Linked DNA regions of Homo sapiens: region 2 is linked to region 1. Evidence: read pairs that join two places in POLR2A ChIA-PET (ENCODE). Cell type or tissue: MCF 10A. All regions are shown on one strand. Each heading gives the region's core, and the rest is flanking DNA. Links, peaks and the distances in the headings are about the cores only. Region 1 overlaps LOC105376654 (a long non-coding RNA gene). Region 2 has its middle 76 kb from the start of CHST1.

Region 1 (8,332 bases), core at 177-8,176:
GGTAGAGCTGCACGGATTGGGCCAGGTGGGGTGGGGAGGGGTAGGCAAAATTTACTAGGCACAACTGTGGCACTGCAGAGTTGGGAGAGACCCACGCCAGCACCACGTGGGCCCTTCCTCTTTCCAGAAGGGACAGCTGAGGCCCAGAAAAAGGAAGGGACTGGGCCAAGGTCCTACAGTCCTTGTAAAGACACCATCTTTAAAGGTTGATGTCATCCCTTGCTGGGGACAGGAGGGATAGACTGCAGTGGGCAGGCTGAGCAGCCAAGCCCTCGGCTCATAAGGAAAAGCTACCATGTGTTGACTTCTACCCGGCCACATATAGAATTTTACCCTTGACCTTGTTTCACCTTGGCAACCTCTACAGTTGTTATTATTATCTTCAGTGTACAGATGAGACTAGAACACAGAGTAGTTAAGTAACTTGCCCAAGCCCACACAGCTGTCAAATGGAGTGAGGCTTTACACTCAGGTCTGTCTGAATTCACAGCCCCATTTTTCCCCATGCAAGAGGCAGTGCAGAGTAATGGTACTCACACAGGTGCCTGGCCTGGACTGCTGTCTGGGTTCAAACCCCAGCTCTGTCATGTACAGGCTATATGAACTTGGGAAAATTGTTTTTCTGAGTCTTCCCTCTCCTCTTTTTTAAAATGGGGATTGTAGTACCCAATTCATGGTGTCGTTGTGAAGATTCAATGAGTTGAACTGTCTAAAAGGCTTGGAGCTGTGCCCAGAACAGGGTAAGCCCTTGGTAAATGTTGACTGCTGTTATTACTACCGTCTGTTTTCAGCACAATAGCCAGGGGAATCCTTTGAAAACATAAGTCTGGTCACTTCACTCCACTGTTTCAAACCCCCCAATGGCTTCCCCTCCACCAGAACAAAGGCTCAAGTTCTAACCTGGCCTCTGTCACCTCCCTAGTGTTACCTTCCCAACTACCTACAGCCAAGACAACCCAGGCAGGCTCCTGTCACAGGGCCTTTGCACCTGCTCTTCCCTCTGCCTGAAAGGCTACTTCCCCAGATGTTAACATGGCTCCACCCCCCAGCACCTGTTCCAATGTCACCTCCCTGAGACCTACTCTGACACATTCTTCAAAATTGTCACCACCACCCGCTTCCCTGCTTGATTTTCTGTCTAGCACTCATTGCCAGTAGACACACTGGATAGTCTGCTTATTTAGTTAATTATTATTATAGTGATGGTTTGTCATTTTCTCCTCTCACTAGGAAATAGCCCATGAAGGCAGGGGTGTCTGTCCTGCTCTCTGCTATGACCCCAGCGCTGGAACATTGCCTGGCACAAAGTAGGACCCCAGGAAACATGAGTTGAAGAAATGCATGAATGAGTGACTCTATTCATCTACTCCTACAAGTGAAGCCCCATATCCAATGCCCAGCACATGTCGGGCATCCAAGAAATGCTTGTCAAAAACAGGCCAACAGGAGGAGGGAGGGGCATTTACCAAACACAGACCAGGCACTAGAAAAAAAGCCAATCCAGACTTCACTAATTCATGCGCCCACAGACTCGTGCTGGGACATACCCCTGTGCCAGGCTCTGTTTTAGGTCCCAAGGATGTTATACTCTGGAGCAGGGAGGGGTAGGGTGGGGCTCATGATCCCTGCCCTCATGGACTTCAGATCTTGTGAGCAAGAGGGACACTGCCCAGCTCTGCGTGTTACACATCGATAACACTCCCATCTCACATACAAGGAAACTGAAGTGTCTTGGCTGCTAAGCAGTAGAGCCAGGTCTAGAACCAGCTGGGTCTAAGTTCCTAAGCTCCCCCTCCTACCCCGCATGAGAGTTCCTGCTGTGGGTGCTGACAGGAGGGTGAGGCCTGCATCAGGGAGATGGCACAGGCCAAGGTGCCAAGGTAGAACATGGAAAGTCATTTTAAGATGGAGCAGAAGGAAGTGAAGGCAGAGGGAGGAAGGAGACCAATGGCAGAGCCTGCAGGTGACGGCTCCAGCTTTCTCCTGCAGGCACTGGGAAGCCAGCAAATGTTTGTGAGTGCAGGAAGCCTCAAAGAGCAGCCTGAGGCTTGTGTAGGAAAAACAGGAAGAAGCAGAACCCTGTGGGAAGGAGGAGGCCTGGCCCCAGGTCATCACATGGTTTAGGAAAGAGGTAGGGAGTAGTGTGAAGAAGAGGCATGAACGACTCTCGGGCCCACCAAAGCCTGCACGCCCCTGCATCCCCGCGTCCAGCACCTACGTCCCGCTACTGTCACCACCAAGCCCAAGTGAAAGGCTGAAGGAGATGCTAAGGGAAATGAAACCAAGGGGAGGACAAACCACAGAGAAGATCTGCAAGGTTGTCTGCTAAACCTGCTCCTCCAAAGCCAGAGCCCAGGCCTAAAAGGACCCAAGAAGGGAGAGAAGGGACCCAAAGGGAAGATGGGAGAAGCTGATGCCGGCAAGGAGGGGAATTGTCCTGCAGAAAATGCAGCTGCCAACACAGAGCAGGCACAGAAAGCTGAAGGCGCTGGGGCTGCCAAGTGGAGTATGTGCATTTGGGGTAACTGTGTACCTCTGGTGACTGCACAGTTTGAAATATTATTTTTTATCAAGTTTTATGAAAATGCAGAATTTTGTTGTACCTTTTTTTAAGCTATGTTGTTAGCACTCAGAACACTTCCTTGTTGTTTTGGGGGGAATGGAGCATATGTCACTAATAGAATGCCTCCGAAGCTGGATCGATGTAGGGAAAACATCTTTCCCTTCTAGTTTTAGGAGACTTCCTCTCGGCTCCCAGGAGTAGGGATTCCCTGACTTTGACACACATAGCCACCTTGGCACAAAAGCCTTGTTGTGTGGAAAAACTAAAATTTGTTTTTATGTCATCTTCTCCATTCCCACCTTTAGCATAGACTTAACTTCCATAAACCCAGACCCCTGTTGGGATCCAACCCCCAGTCACTGGTTACCAGTGGCTCAGGCAGCCTGGACTTTCCAGGGATGCCACTGAGACGGCGCCCCTTAAAGAAGCAGTGGTTTCATTTCTACATTGAGGATCTTCAGATAAAGTCTGCCATTTTCTTTTACTTCCTGAAAGTCAGAGTGGGCTCGTGAAACATTGTTAAACAACATGTTAAATGTGAAATGTCAACCCTCACTCTAAATTTTCCCTGTTCACAGCATCAAATGAAGACCTCGTCTAGTCTTATAGTGGCTTTCCGATTTGGGCAGCCCATTGAAGAAGGGAGTTTGAACGTTGTCGTATACCATTAATGCTTGTCTGCCCATGTCTTGCCTGAAATACGACAATTGTTTATCGAAAGTATCTTTAATCAACCTGGATACAGTTTGGCTTTGGGAAAACAGGTAGTAAGTGTGGGGTGGAGAAGGCTACAAGAAGAGGCAGGTGCAGAGGCCTTGGAGAGGAAAGAGTGAGGGGATGGGTGGCAAATGGAGCCTGGAAGGGTGAGGCCTATGGCTTCAAATGGTGTCCTTAAGGTAATGCCTCAGAAAAAAGCAGAAATCACAAATTGTTTTTCCCCAGTCATTGAAACTGTCCTGGGCCAAGGACAGTGGGATTGAGACTGACATTTGTGAAGCACCCGGGATCCGCTAAAGACTGAACCAGGTGGCCTGGGTGTCATCTCCTTTGAGTATGGCCACTGCCCTGTGCAGAAGGTGCCTTATTTATTTATTTATTTATTTATTTATTTATTTATTTGAGACAGGGTCTCACTCTGTCACCCAGGCTGGAGTGCAGTGGCATGATCTTGGCTCACTGCAACCTCTGCCTCCTGGGTTCAAGCAATTCTCCCGCCTCAACCCCCTGAGTAGCTGGGATTACAGGCACGTGCCACCACATGCTGCTAATTTTTGTATTTTAGTAGAGACGGGGGTTTCACCATGTTGGCCAGGCTGGTCTCGAACTCCTGGCCTCAAGTGATCCAACTGCCTCAGCCTCCCAAAGTGCTGGGATTACAAGCATGTGCCACTGTGCCTGGCCAAGAAGGTACTTTTTTCAACTTTATAGGGCAATGTTTCAATTTCATAAAAATCTACCCACTTCCAGTTTACAATGCAATTATTTTTAGTAAATTTACCAAGTTGTGCAGCTATCATCATCTATCACCCCAAGTTTTAGAACATTTCATCACCCCAATAAGATTCCTTCTTGCCCATTTATATCAATTCCTGTTCCCACCCCATGCCTGCCTCCAGGAAGCCACTAATTTAATTTCTGCCCTGTCATATAGAAATTGAGTCTATAATATGTGGTCTTTTGTGTCTGGCTTCTTAATGCTTTTGAGGCTCACCTGCGTTCTAGTATATATCAGTCATTCATTTCTTTTTATGGCTGAATAGTATCCCATTGTATGGTTATATCACATTCTGTTTATCTATTCACAAGTAGATGTACATTTATGCTGCTTTCAATTTGGGGCTGTTATGAATTATATAGTTTGGATATTTGTCCCCACCCAAATCTCATGTTGAATTGTAATCCCCAGTGCTGGAGGTGAGCCTGGTGGGAAGTTTTGGGTCATGGTGGTGGATCCCTCATGATTTGGTGCTCTTTGTGGTGCTGGTCATTCAAAAGTGTGTGGCATCCCCCACCACTCTCTTATGCCTGATTTCACCAGGTAAAGTGCCTGCTCCTGTTTCACCTTCCTCCATGAGTAAAAGCTCCCTGAGGCTTCCCCAGAAACAGATGCTGCCATGCTTCCTCTATGGCTTACAGAACCATCAGCCAATGAAACCTCTTTTCTTTATAAATTACCCAGTCTCAGGTATTTCTTTATAGCAATACAAGAACGGCCTAATACAATGAATAAAGCTGCCACAAAGACTTGTGGGTGCAAATTTTTGTGTGGGTGCATGTTTTCATTTCTTTTTGATAGATGTCTAGGAGGAGAATGCTAGATCATGAGGAAAGTTTATGTTTAACTTTTTAAGAAATGTGCTGAAGGTATTATTATCACCATTTTTCATACAAGGACACTGAAGCTCAAATAGGTCAGGTGACTTGTCCTGTGACACTGGGTCACAGCCAAATGCGGGACGTCAATGAACCATAACACAAATCATGGTCTGTATAAATCACTGAATAGCCCATGAGTCCCTTGGTAGGCCCTGCTTTCAAAAGGCATCTTCCTGTGGACCTATCTGCTGTTACATGCTTGATATTCCAGCATGAGCACATCTTTCCATTGAGTTAAGTATTGCTTCTCTTTGTCCACTGCAGGATGAATCCTGACATGTTCATTCCCAAAGACCTTTCTGAAAATAATCTCCAGCCAGCAAGCCTGGAGCCTGAGAAGGGACGGCAAATGGGAGACAAAAGAGGTGGGAAGAGGGCCTGGGAAAGAGGCAAAGATGGTCCTGGTCGCTGCCACGTGCGCCCAGGCCAGTCCTATGCTGGCGTGTGTTCAATGCTCTTCAATTCACATTCACGGGGTGTCCGCCCTGGGCCAGTCCCTGTGCTGAGCACGTGAAGGGAGGCAGGGCAAATCAGACCTGGTCCCTGCTCTTAGCTGATAGCCCACTGGGGCAGGTGGCTTCACCATCACACACCAGAGAGGTGCTATATAGCAGGGACACTGAGTATCCCAGAAGCCAGAGCAGGGAGGGCAAAATTCCTGCTAGGGAGATGGGAAATTCTTCCCGGATGAGGTGGCACTGAATGAAGCCTTGGAGGATACTTAAGATTCTACAGGAGGAAGGGCTTTCCAGGAAGAGGGTTCTGCATGAGCAAAGGTGTGTGAGTTGGGGTGGGAAGAGGAGTTCGAAGTGGACCTTTGGGCACTTCCCTTCGCCTAGAGATTGAAGACCTAGATCAGAGCTTGCAAAATTGAAATGCCAACAGGGAAAACACTTCTAATTATTCACAAGGCAATCCTGTGGCTTGAGCACACGAGTGACCTGCCCTCTGAAAGGCCAACAGATGAGTGAACCAGGCCAGATAGGAGATGTAATGACCTGGGGCACCCGCATCTTGTCTAAATGGTCGGCCACTATTCCACCAGAGCCAGTTGTTACTCTGTGGGAATGCAGGCCCAATATATAATTTTTGATTTTTCAAAAGAAACTAGAAAATCCAAATATTTATGTGAAATATCCAGATCTTGCAGTGCCATAAATGCATTTCAATTGTTTTTAACTCATCTGTGGGTCAGCCTTTGTCCAAGGGCCTCCAGTGTGCAACCTGAGGCCTATGTGCCTCGGCCAGATTAAAGCCCTGCTCTCCAAACCCTCTCTTGGCCTTTGAAAAAGGGCGCGTCCCAAGGCTGCCCCTCCGGCCCGAATCTTCCTCCTGCTCAAACGGGATTGGCTGGCGGCGAGGGCAAATCAGAACACAGGAGCTAGGAGGGGGCGGGACCTCATGACAAAGCAGAGGGCAGGTGAGCGAGCAGTCATCCAACCCCATCAGCAGCCCGTGTATGGGATTGACGGATTTTAATTACATGTCATTCTAATCCTTAACATTTATCTAAAAAGTGACGGGGGCGGGCATGAGGGCGGGTCACGAACATGCTCAGCCCCAGGATTGCCCTGTGTCTAATTAGAAGTTTTCTCCCTCTTGATCACCTAAAGTCAAATTCATTTACTCTGCTCGAATTGAGGGTTTAATTGGATTCTTGTTTTTCCTCCTCCTGCCCTCTCCCCCATCTCCGTAGGCCTCTCTCCGTGCAGGAAGTAGGCCACAGCATCTCATTAGGAGGGAGAGCATCCCTTGGCAGACTCGCATTTATGACTGTTCATACCAGCCTGCAGCCGCATCCTTGGCCCCAGGTCGCTAGGATTATTGAGGCCATCGTGATTTAGGACCTTGTCATGATGTCTGATGGGCACCAAGCATGGCCCCAGACAAAGGTAGGCCTCTTGGCCCAGGCAGGGCCCTCCCTCCTAGGCTGGCAGGGCCCTTCCTGCCCCTCCCTGCTAGGCCAAGAGGTCCCCAGTCCTTTCAATACGTTGTGCTCCTGAATGGGCTTGATAATCCAATTCTGGGAGAAAAGTGGTGGAGAACAGCAATTAAAGGCCGACCCAACTACATCTGGGGATGTGTGGAGTCACTAAAACCACTAATTCTGTTGCCACATAATGAGGTTTCTTCCCTTTTTTTGTCACCCTGGTCTCCCCTTGTCAATTAAGGCCAAGCACAGAAGAGATTGGTTACAGGAGGGTGAACGAGCCTGGAGGCAGCTGATAGCCCACAGGAAAATTTCCTCCTCTAGATCAGACACTCTGAGGGTTCTGGGGAAGGGACACAGACTCTGGTCAGAAAGTCTAGGCTCAAGTCCTGGCCCATGGGCTGGAGATGTGTAATGCAGAAGAGAACTGGCTTGGAATCCAACACAGTTCCATACAAACCCTGTGACCTTGGGACTGTGACCCAACCACTCTGACCATCAGCTTCCTCTTCTGTAACACAGGGTTAACCTAAGGTTGCTATGAAGAGACATATGCCTGACATGTGGCAAGAACCCAACACACAACAGATAGCAGAGTGCTGTATTATGTTTAGGCCCCTAGCAAGGCATTTGGCACGCAGTAAGTGCTCAATAAAGGGTAATCTCTAGTATTATTATGTGACCTCACGCAATTTGAGGCTTTCTTGGCCTCAGACTTTTTACCTGTAAAGTGGGGACAGAGACTGTCCCTGCCTTTCTCTTACAGTTGTTTAAGGAGTAAATGGGTTAATTCACATTTAGAGAACAGCATCTGGCTCAGAGTTAAGGCTCCCTGTAAGTTAGCAATGATTGTTCTGGTAGCTTTCTGAGCTTGAACGAGTTGCTTACCTTCTCTGAATCTCAGTTCTCTCTTCTGAAAAAAAAAAAAAAAGATTTAAAAATAACACCATCTGTCGTGTCTACCACACAGGGTTGTTGTGTGGTATTAATTAATCAGATGAGATAGTGTTGATGAGAACATTGGCGATCTGTAAGTGCTCTACAAGTATTAACTGTTAGCATCATGCCATCAAAAGGTAATTAGTTGGTAAATAAAGACAAAGAGTCAAGCATTTTTCCCATCTTTCCTATACAAACTGTACTACTGGGTACCGAAATTGCAGATGAGGGGATGTTTCTCCTTTTAGAAGTATTCCAGCTCGTAAATGAGGAAGGGATGATAGGATTGGAATCTCACCATTTTGCAACCCCTAATGGATTAATGGATCCAAGCTGTGAGCATCCATACCTCCTGACATCCCCAAGCTGGAGACAACAAGCATGATGTGCCTCCTGATGGAAACGCACAGCACTGTGAGGTTGTATGACTGAAAAAGCCAACCCTGAACCTGATCAAGCCTCAAAAATGAATTGTCGACTTACAGGAAATACAGAAGACAGAGGAGTGAAGCCACCATGGGGAT
Region 2 (8,332 bases), core at 91-8,090, 74 kb after region 1:
GCGAAATAAACACCAAGAGAATGATCACCCAGATCAGTGTTCACTGTCTTCAGGCATCCCAGCACTACCACTAGCAGAATGTTGTGTACTCATGCCGTCCACATAATTATTGACTTAATATGTTTCTTTACATCAACTGCTTTTCTTAACACAGATCAGTTTATTTAAAAAGGAAAGTTTTCTCTTTCCTGCATTAGAAAACCGGAATCACGTTGCCCAAAAACCACCATGGCCCGAGAAGGCTGTGAACCTGTGCTCTGCTTTCTTCATTAAAATGAAAGATCTCAAGGGCTCAAAAGGCCTTAAAGACATGCCAACCTCCACCAGAGACATTCTCCTACCAGGATCAGGATTGACAATGATTTCAAAAGTAAGTACCCTTCTTACTCACGATTCAGTGAGACTGATGCCAAGCCTGAGAGTGCCTGAGCTCATCTAGGGAACCCACACTTTGAGAAACACTGATCCCAATTACCTGGCTTACAGGGTCCGGGTCCAGCCTATTCAGCTTCAGCCTGTGACCCCCTAAAGCAGTCACTTCTCCCTCCTGGAGGGCAGTCATGTACCCCACTCATCCCTAATCCCTGCGTCTGGTATACAGCAGGTGCTCAGGAATGCTTGTAGAATGAGACTGAGGCTGAGGGAGATGTCAAAGAAGGCAGAGGAGAGGGGGCATTGAACAGCCTGGCATATGACTGGAATCTATGAATTTCTAGTCTGACAAAGGCTGATTTCTATTTATTTCCTTTCTTGCAGTAAGTAAAGCAGGCTTTCTTTGTGTTTGAATGGAATACACACACACTCAGCACCCTATTGTGAAAAAAATCAGGCTTTATTGTAAAAACAATTGTGCCAAATTTAAAGCAGAGATTAAAATTGAGGCCTGTTAAGTGTGGTCATTAATACATCAGGCTTTTTCTTCCAGTCAGGGAAGGAAGCTATGCCAGGCTGCCGCTGCTTGCTTTCCTGTGGGCCAAGGAGGCAGAGGCATAAGGATGCTCATAGGAGGGGCACTCAACAAGGCATCTGGGGGTCTCTGAGTCCTGGGGCTCAGAGCACCCTGGGCATAACATGGAAAACACAGGAACCCTACTTGCAAAAAAAAAAAAAAAGAGAGAGAGGAGATATGAGGATCTTTTTAGTCTTATGTATAACACATTTATAGGCAAAGCCTCACAAATTTATCCATTTCAAATCACCTATGGTTATATATTTCACAAATCCCTTCTATTTTAAATGGAATGCATAAAATTGAAGTTCACCTGGAAACAGGACTGAACAGCAGAGATTCCACCCTCCCCCTACTTCATCTGCCTTTTCTTCTCTAACCAACTATGAAGGCTGCAGCAGTCACCACCGACTTGGCCAAGCAGGGTGCAACCTTCTCTGCATCTATTGTCTTCTGTCATCCTGGCACTGGCTCTCTAAGGTTGATTCCATCATCCCTGTCTTCCAGGGGCACAGATGGTAGGTCAGCTGCCCAAGCTTCCAGAGCCTGAAGCAGTAGAGACAGGATTTGAACCCAGATCTGATTCCAAGGCCCACATTCCTCACGTGTCTTTCCCCTGCCTCCTGAGAATATGCTCCAGGAGACAAGGCCAGATCTTCAGTGACCAAGAGTGGGAAGGAAAGGGGGCTGAGTGAAGAAGGGAAGCCAAGAACACTCATGGTTTTGAGTGTGTTTTTTGTGCTCAGCCAGTGCTAAGTGCCAGGAACTTTGAAGTGAGAGATGTAGTCCTTGTCCATCAAAAACCATCTACAGAAAGACTGGGACTAATTTCTAAGCTTGTGCAAGACCACAGGTTATAGTCATGGGGGGAACTCACCCTCAGAAAGAGTAAAGGAGGGAAAGAGAGAGAGAGAGAAGGAAGAAGAGACAGAAGGAAGGAAGGGAGGGAGGGAGAGAGAGAGAGAAATGAAGGAAGGAAGGAAGGAAGGAAGGAAGGAAGGAAGGAAGGAAGGAAGGAAGGAAGGAAGGAAGGAAAGAAGGAAGGAAGGAAGGAAGAAAGAAAGAAAGAAGGAAAGAAAGAGAATGAAAGAAAGAAAGAAAGAGAAAGAAAGAAAGAAAGAAAGAAAGAAGGAAAGAAAGAAAGAGAACGAAAGAAAGAGAAAGAAAGAAAGAAAGAAAGAAAGAAAGAAAGAAAGAAAGAAAGAAAGAAAGAAAGGGGGGAGGGAGGGAGGGAAGGAAGGAAGGAGGGAGGAAGGAGAGGAACAATTGGAAAGGGCTCAGAAGTCACCCTGAAAGAGCTCCCAACAGCCAAAGTTGAAAGGACTTCAGCAACAAGATCAATAACAATATTGCTAAATTGTAACCCAAAGAATAAAAGAAATGCTCCTGAGTCCATACTGATATAAATAACTGAAGACATAAATAGGAGAGAAGACTTAACATCTTACACAAGGATTCTGAGAAATAAATGTAGAAGGAATGAGGGAAATAGAACAGCATAGTCAAAATTGCCACAGACAAGATCCATCGATGGATGCTAAAATTAGTGGGTGAAAGTTTGAGCAGAAACAAGATATGTGTGTAGTCTCAAAGTATCTCCTCCTAAATAAGGAGTAATTACAAAGGGAAGAATAGTAAGTTTATAATGGAGAATCCTAGCAGACACCACCTTAACCAAGAGAGGAAGGTTAACATCACTAGGTATGTATGACTAGTACATACCAACATCACATATCCCCAGTACGATGCAGTTGTGCTGCACATTGCTCTATGGTATCTGTCCCAGGAACACGTAACCTCAATAGAACCATGAAGAAGCTCCAGAGAGACACAAACAGAAGAATACTCCACCGAAACAAAACTGACCAGTACCTTTCAAAATTGTCAAAGTCATAAAAGACAGTGGAACACTGAGAAACTCACTGACTGGAAGATGTTAAGGAGACACTAAATGCATGCAATGTGATATCTTGGACCGGATCCTGAAACAGAAAAAGAACATTCGTGGGAAGACAAGTGAAATCTGAATAAATTCCAAAACTTAGTTAATAGTGAATAATATTGTAACAAGAGTCATTTCCTAATTTTTGATAAATGTTGTATGATTATGGAAGAGTTTAACATAAGGGGAAACTGGGTGAGGACTATATGGGAACTCTTTGACTAGCTTTGCAACTCTTCCATAAGTCTAAAATTAACTCCAAAAAAAGCCTTTTTTAATGGTGTGGTAGGCTGATAATGGCCCCCAAAAGAGATCCATGTTCTAATCCTTGAAGCCTGTGAATACATATAAGGATATGGAAAAAAAAAAAAAAGACTTTGCAGATACAATAAAAGATCTTGAGACCGGGCACAGTGGATCACATCTGTAATCCCAGCACTTTGGGAGGTCAAGGCAGGTGCATCACCTGAGGTCAGGAGTTCGAGAACAGCCTGGTCAACATGGTGAAACCTTGTCCCTACTAAAAATACAAAAAATTAGCCAGGTGTGGTGGCAGGTGCCTGTAATCCCAGCTACTTGGGAGGCTGAGGCAGGAGAACTGCTTGAATATGGCAAGTGGAGGTTGCAGTGAGCCAAGATCAAGCCATTGCACTCCAGCCTGGGCAACAAGAGCAAAACTCCATTTCAACAACAACAACAACAAAAAAATCTTGAGATGGGGACATTATACCAATTATACCAGATTATCAAGGTGGCCCTAAATGCCATCACTTGTACCCTTAAAAGATGGTGGCAGACAGAAGAGGAGAAGGCAAGATAGCCACAAAGGCAGAGGCTGGAGTGACGCAGCCACAAGCACAGGGTTGCCAGGAGCTCCTAGAGGCTAAAAGAGGCAAGGAAGGGATTCTCCCCTGCAGCCTCCAGAGAAAGCACAGCCCTGCACACACCTTGATTTCTGCCAGTGATACTGATTTTGGATCTCTGGCCTCCAAAACTATTTTAAACTTGGTAGTTTGAAATGAATTTATTCTTGTTTTAAATCACCAAGCTTGTGCTAATTTGTTACAGTGGCAATAAAAAAAAAAAAAACCCTAACACTATGCAAGTGGTCAAAAAAAAAAAAAAACCCTGATGGGATTGGCCTGGGTAGTCCCCAAAGTTCCTGCCAGCTGTGACACTCTTGATGCTTTCGTTCTTCAAGGTAGAACTGCCTGACCCTTGATCCCCAAGAGTATCCCTGGGTACCTGCCCCAGAGCTTGCTGGGAGCTGCCAGGCTAACACAGCTCTCTGTGCAGGCTACGTTTCTACTCCTCAGCTGCCTTGCTCAATAATGGCTCAAAGTTTTCTCCTTTGGACCCCTTGGATCAGTACAGCCTGCAGTCAAAGGGCAGAGGATCCATGCTCCACCCATTCTCCCAAAGATGGAAGAGCTCAGCTGTCCACCAGCTGAGGACTCCACAAGGCTAGCCCCAAAATAACAGTAATCATAATTATAGCTCTCCTTTGTCGAAAGCCTATCAAATGACAGACTCATTGTCGAGCAATGGCTCAGAGAGGTTATGGGGCTTGCTCAAGGTCACACAGTTTTCCAGCAGCTGAGGCAGAGTTCCAACCCAGGTGTCTGTGACTCAGAAAGCCCATGTCCCCAACAACAACGTCTTGCTGCCCCTCCAACAGCCTGCTCCCCACCCACCCTCCACCTCCCCTGCCATGCCCTCTCCCTGGCAAACCCCAGCTACATATGAAAATCCAAAGTTGCTCTTCCTGGGCCCCCTGACTGCAAAGCATCCAGATTTCAGTTGCCTTCACAAAAACACCGAGATTCGCTGGTGATAAAAATCCTCAGCCTTGAAACCAACTTAGGGAATTTAGAGAGCTTCTCACCTCTCACAGGTGTTTTATTTGCCCCACTCTTCCTCCCAAGCCAGGCCTTTGGAAATGGCTGGCACTGCTGCAGCCTGCAGAGAAGGGGATCAGGGACAGACTCAGGCTGCAGAGTGGGCAGAGAATGGCTTCTGGCCATTTTGGACTTCAGGAATCTGATCACGAACTCAGGCGCCCATCAGCCAAAAATTCCCCTTCCACAAGGAAGGGAGACTGGGCATTTTGCCAAAGCGGGTCTGGGAATTATGAGACACAGCTTCTGCTTTTATAGGGACTTGGCCAGGGGCACTCTGCCATCTCTGTGGCCAGCCCAGGAGCCTTAGGCCTCACAATAACACAGCTCACCAGGGCCCAGACTCTAATAACAATTTCTAGAGCTTTTAAGGTCAAATGGCCCAGACTTCACCTGGGGCTTGAATTCCCACCAAATCTTTAAGGTTCTACCTGTGGGGGTCACAAACTCCAGTGCCTCCGAGTGTCAGGCAGGCAACCTAAAAGTATAAACCGGGCCTAGTGTGATACAAGGAGTGGTTAGGATGGCGGCAAGGAAAAACACACAGGCACCCCTTAAATATCACATATTTTTAAACACTGAGCCAACAACACAGATCTCAGACCACCAGTTTGTGGCCTCCTGAAGACAAGGGGTCTTTCCTAGCCTCACTGCTTCCACTCCCTTCCTCTCCATCCTCCAGCCTTTTTCCACGCCTTGGCCCCTCCAGTGTCCATCACCTGGATCACCTTGCCTTCTCCCTGTCCACATTCTTAGAAGCTGGATCAGATCAAGTCCTGCCCCGTCCAGAGAGTCCTCCCTGACTTCCCCAGCCCCCAGAGTCTCTCTTCCCATGCTTTTGTCACGCCTTAACCACGGAATCCCACATTTGGTCCATCATTTGGGAGCATGTTGGGGCACATTTGACCTATAGCAGACGGGGCTTCCCAGCTTCATCTACCTCAAGCACCTAGAGAGGGTGGGGTCTGGGCCTTGTACCTTAGGTCAGCGAATTTCAGACCTAGAAAGACTCCCTTCAGGTCAGCTGCTCCAACTCTCTGATTTCACAGATTTGATTGCCTTTCATCCAGGACCTGGGTTTACCCCCACCACCCCTAGGACCTTCATCCACATCAGTGTTTTCTCAGTGGCAAAGGGGCTTAGCATTGGAGCCACACAGTACCCCTGAGTGCCCACTAAATGCCCTGACTTTACAACAAGCAGCCATGGAGCTCAGGAGGGCCTGCGTGTGCCCAGAGCCTGGAACCTTTGCACACATCAAGCTTGTTCCACACAACACAGAAACTGGGGCTCAGTTCAAGAAGTTTAAAGCTAAGAGGAACCCTGGAGTTCCCCCAAATAATAATAGCTACACCAACATAGTGCTACCTATGTGTCAGGTACCATTAATCCTCATGGCAACTCTAGGAGGAAGACACTGCTATTAGCCATGTTTTACAGATGGGAAAAGATACAGCAAAGAGGTAAAGAGGCTTGGCCAAGGTCATGCAGCTAATGCATGCTGGAAAGCAGCTTCTGCAAGTACAAGGTAGACCTAGGAGTAGCTGCCAGCCACTGCTCCCCACCCACAAATTTCCTAGAGCCTGCTCCTCTGTTCCCAGATGTTGCTAAACCCTGCTTGCTCACCTGCCTGTCTCTGGGGATCAGTACCTTGGGCTATGCATGGCACCTGCCATGGAACAATTGTTCATAAGCACAGCTGTCCACCCCACCAACTACCCAGACAATGAGCCTCGGGAGGGAAAAAGCAGCCATAGCCCAGGATCTGGCACATGGGAAGCAATCAGTGATTATTTTGTTGAATAAATGAAAGTCCAAGTGACTGAAGGAAGGAATCAATAAAGTGCCCCTTTCTGGGAGGGGAGGCAGCCCATCCACAGCCAGCCTCTTTGCCCTGGCTGCCCCAGGGACTCCATTTCCACCCCTAATAGGATGGCCAGCTCAGCCTGATCTGCTCCTTGCCCAGGCTCCTCCTTGGGCTTGTCTCTGCAGTGGGGATTGCAAAGTCATATTGGATTAAGACCTGCTCTGGCTGTCACCCGTGGTGCAAAGCTCGCCTATCAGGCAGCCCAGAAGGGCCACGGTATCTAATGGAGATTTGCTAATAAGATCTGAGTTGGTGAGCTTTGGATCCTATTAACACAGGAAAGTGCGGGCCTGTCTGTCTCCTAGAAAATCGCAAGCACAGTAGAAAAGTCACTTATGAATATTAATGGGACTGGAAACAATGCCAAGAGAAATTGTTGATGTGATTGGAAAGCTGGGAGGGGGCCGTGGGAGCAGGGGCAGCCTCTCTTCTCTCCCACCCTTTCCTAGCTCTCTAGAGCTGCCTGGAATGGAGAAGTCTGTGGGGCTGTCACAGCCAGATGGAGAGTGGTCACAGATGACCAGAGAAGAGAGCATTGCACCTGACTTCAGGGCCTGGACTCCCCTCCCCACATCCATGCAGGCCAGTCCAGAGTCAGTTTGTGGGAAGCACATGGTGAGGTATTTGAGAAGGAACATGAGCCCCTCTTCTTTGACTCCTGCCCTTCTTAGGTGAAACAGTCATCTCTCTTGGACTCTGTCCTGAAACCAAGACCTGTCTAGAGCACCATCCAACATGGAATTCACAGGCAGACCAGTGTGGACAGTGAGCCAGGGGAGAGCTCTCAGCACAGCCCGAAGAATGTCAACATCCAAAGGACTCATACTGGACACCCCCAGGTCCCACCAGCAGTTTCAAAGCTGTGCTCTAGGGGACCTAGCCATCAGGAGAGGGGGCTCAGGTGCCCCACTGAAGAGTGGCAAAGCCAAGGAGATTGAGCACTGGGCTGCAGATTCAAGACTGGAATTCTCCTGATCTCCAGTCCAAGACTGAGAATCCAGAGGTGAATGAGACACAGTCCCTGCTAGGAACTTACAGTCAGATGGGGAAGGCAGACAGTCACCTGTACTTATCGCAAGCCCCAAGAAAAGGGCCAGCGCTAACTGCACTGTTTTTATCCTACTTACCAATGAGATAGAGGAAAAGACCTCAATAGGAATATGGGCAATGGCCATGAGTAGCCAGTCTGCAGGAGAGGAGTGAGCAAGGTGAGAGCCTCACAGTGCCCAGGCTGCCGCCCTGATCAGTGCCAACTACAGGGCACAGCCTTTCTCCAACATCTGGGCTATGGGAGGTGAGTGACTAGCTTCTCAGAACTCCAGTTTCCTCGTCTGGAGCATGAGAGTCAAGCTCTTACCTCATGGAGATATTAAATAAGATAACGTACGTGCAGTGTGCAGACCATTCTGGCACAAAGGAGGCACGCGACACACCTCTATTTCCTTCCTTTCTTCTTTTTCCTCTTTGGGATGGAGACTACCCAGAACCCCTCCCCCTGAAGGAGGACCTGTCAGCCAGGCCCAGCCAATTAGAGTGTGATATCACTGGGCCACAGTGATTGGTTCAGGGATAGGGGTGTGCCCTGACTGAACCAATCAGAGCCAAGAGGGCTCAATTCCAGGACTTTGGTTGGTGTTTTGGGAAGGGTCTGGCTCCCTCTGAGGTTGCTGAGAAGG

The links. ChIA-PET counts read pairs that join two places held together with the same protein. Peaks named below come from ENCODE experiments on the same cell type or tissue, not always from the same donor. Only the 100,000 strongest peaks of a DNase experiment are listed, where the experiment ranks them.
Region 2: POLR2A ChIA-PET joins it to region 1 with 5 read pairs; 2 of 35 experiments call an interaction of 5 or more read pairs at or near these places.

What each region holds. Positions count from the first base shown.
Region 1 is chr11:45,511,949-45,520,280 of GRCh38, forward strand. The region is part of intron 4 of LOC105376654 (a long non-coding RNA gene); the gene reads right to left. It also overlaps the pseudogene HMGN2P37. Among named protein-coding and RNA genes, the nearest start is that of LINC02687, 140 kb to the left of the region's middle. In MCF 10A, for the core only: no CTCF peak of the experiment used is centred there; no DNase peak of the experiment used is centred there.
Region 2 is chr11:45,585,920-45,594,251 of GRCh38, forward strand. No RefSeq gene overlaps it. Among named protein-coding and RNA genes, the nearest start is that of CHST1, 76 kb to the right of the region's middle. In MCF 10A, for the core only: no CTCF peak of the experiment used is centred there; a DNase peak (open chromatin) is centred at 5,022.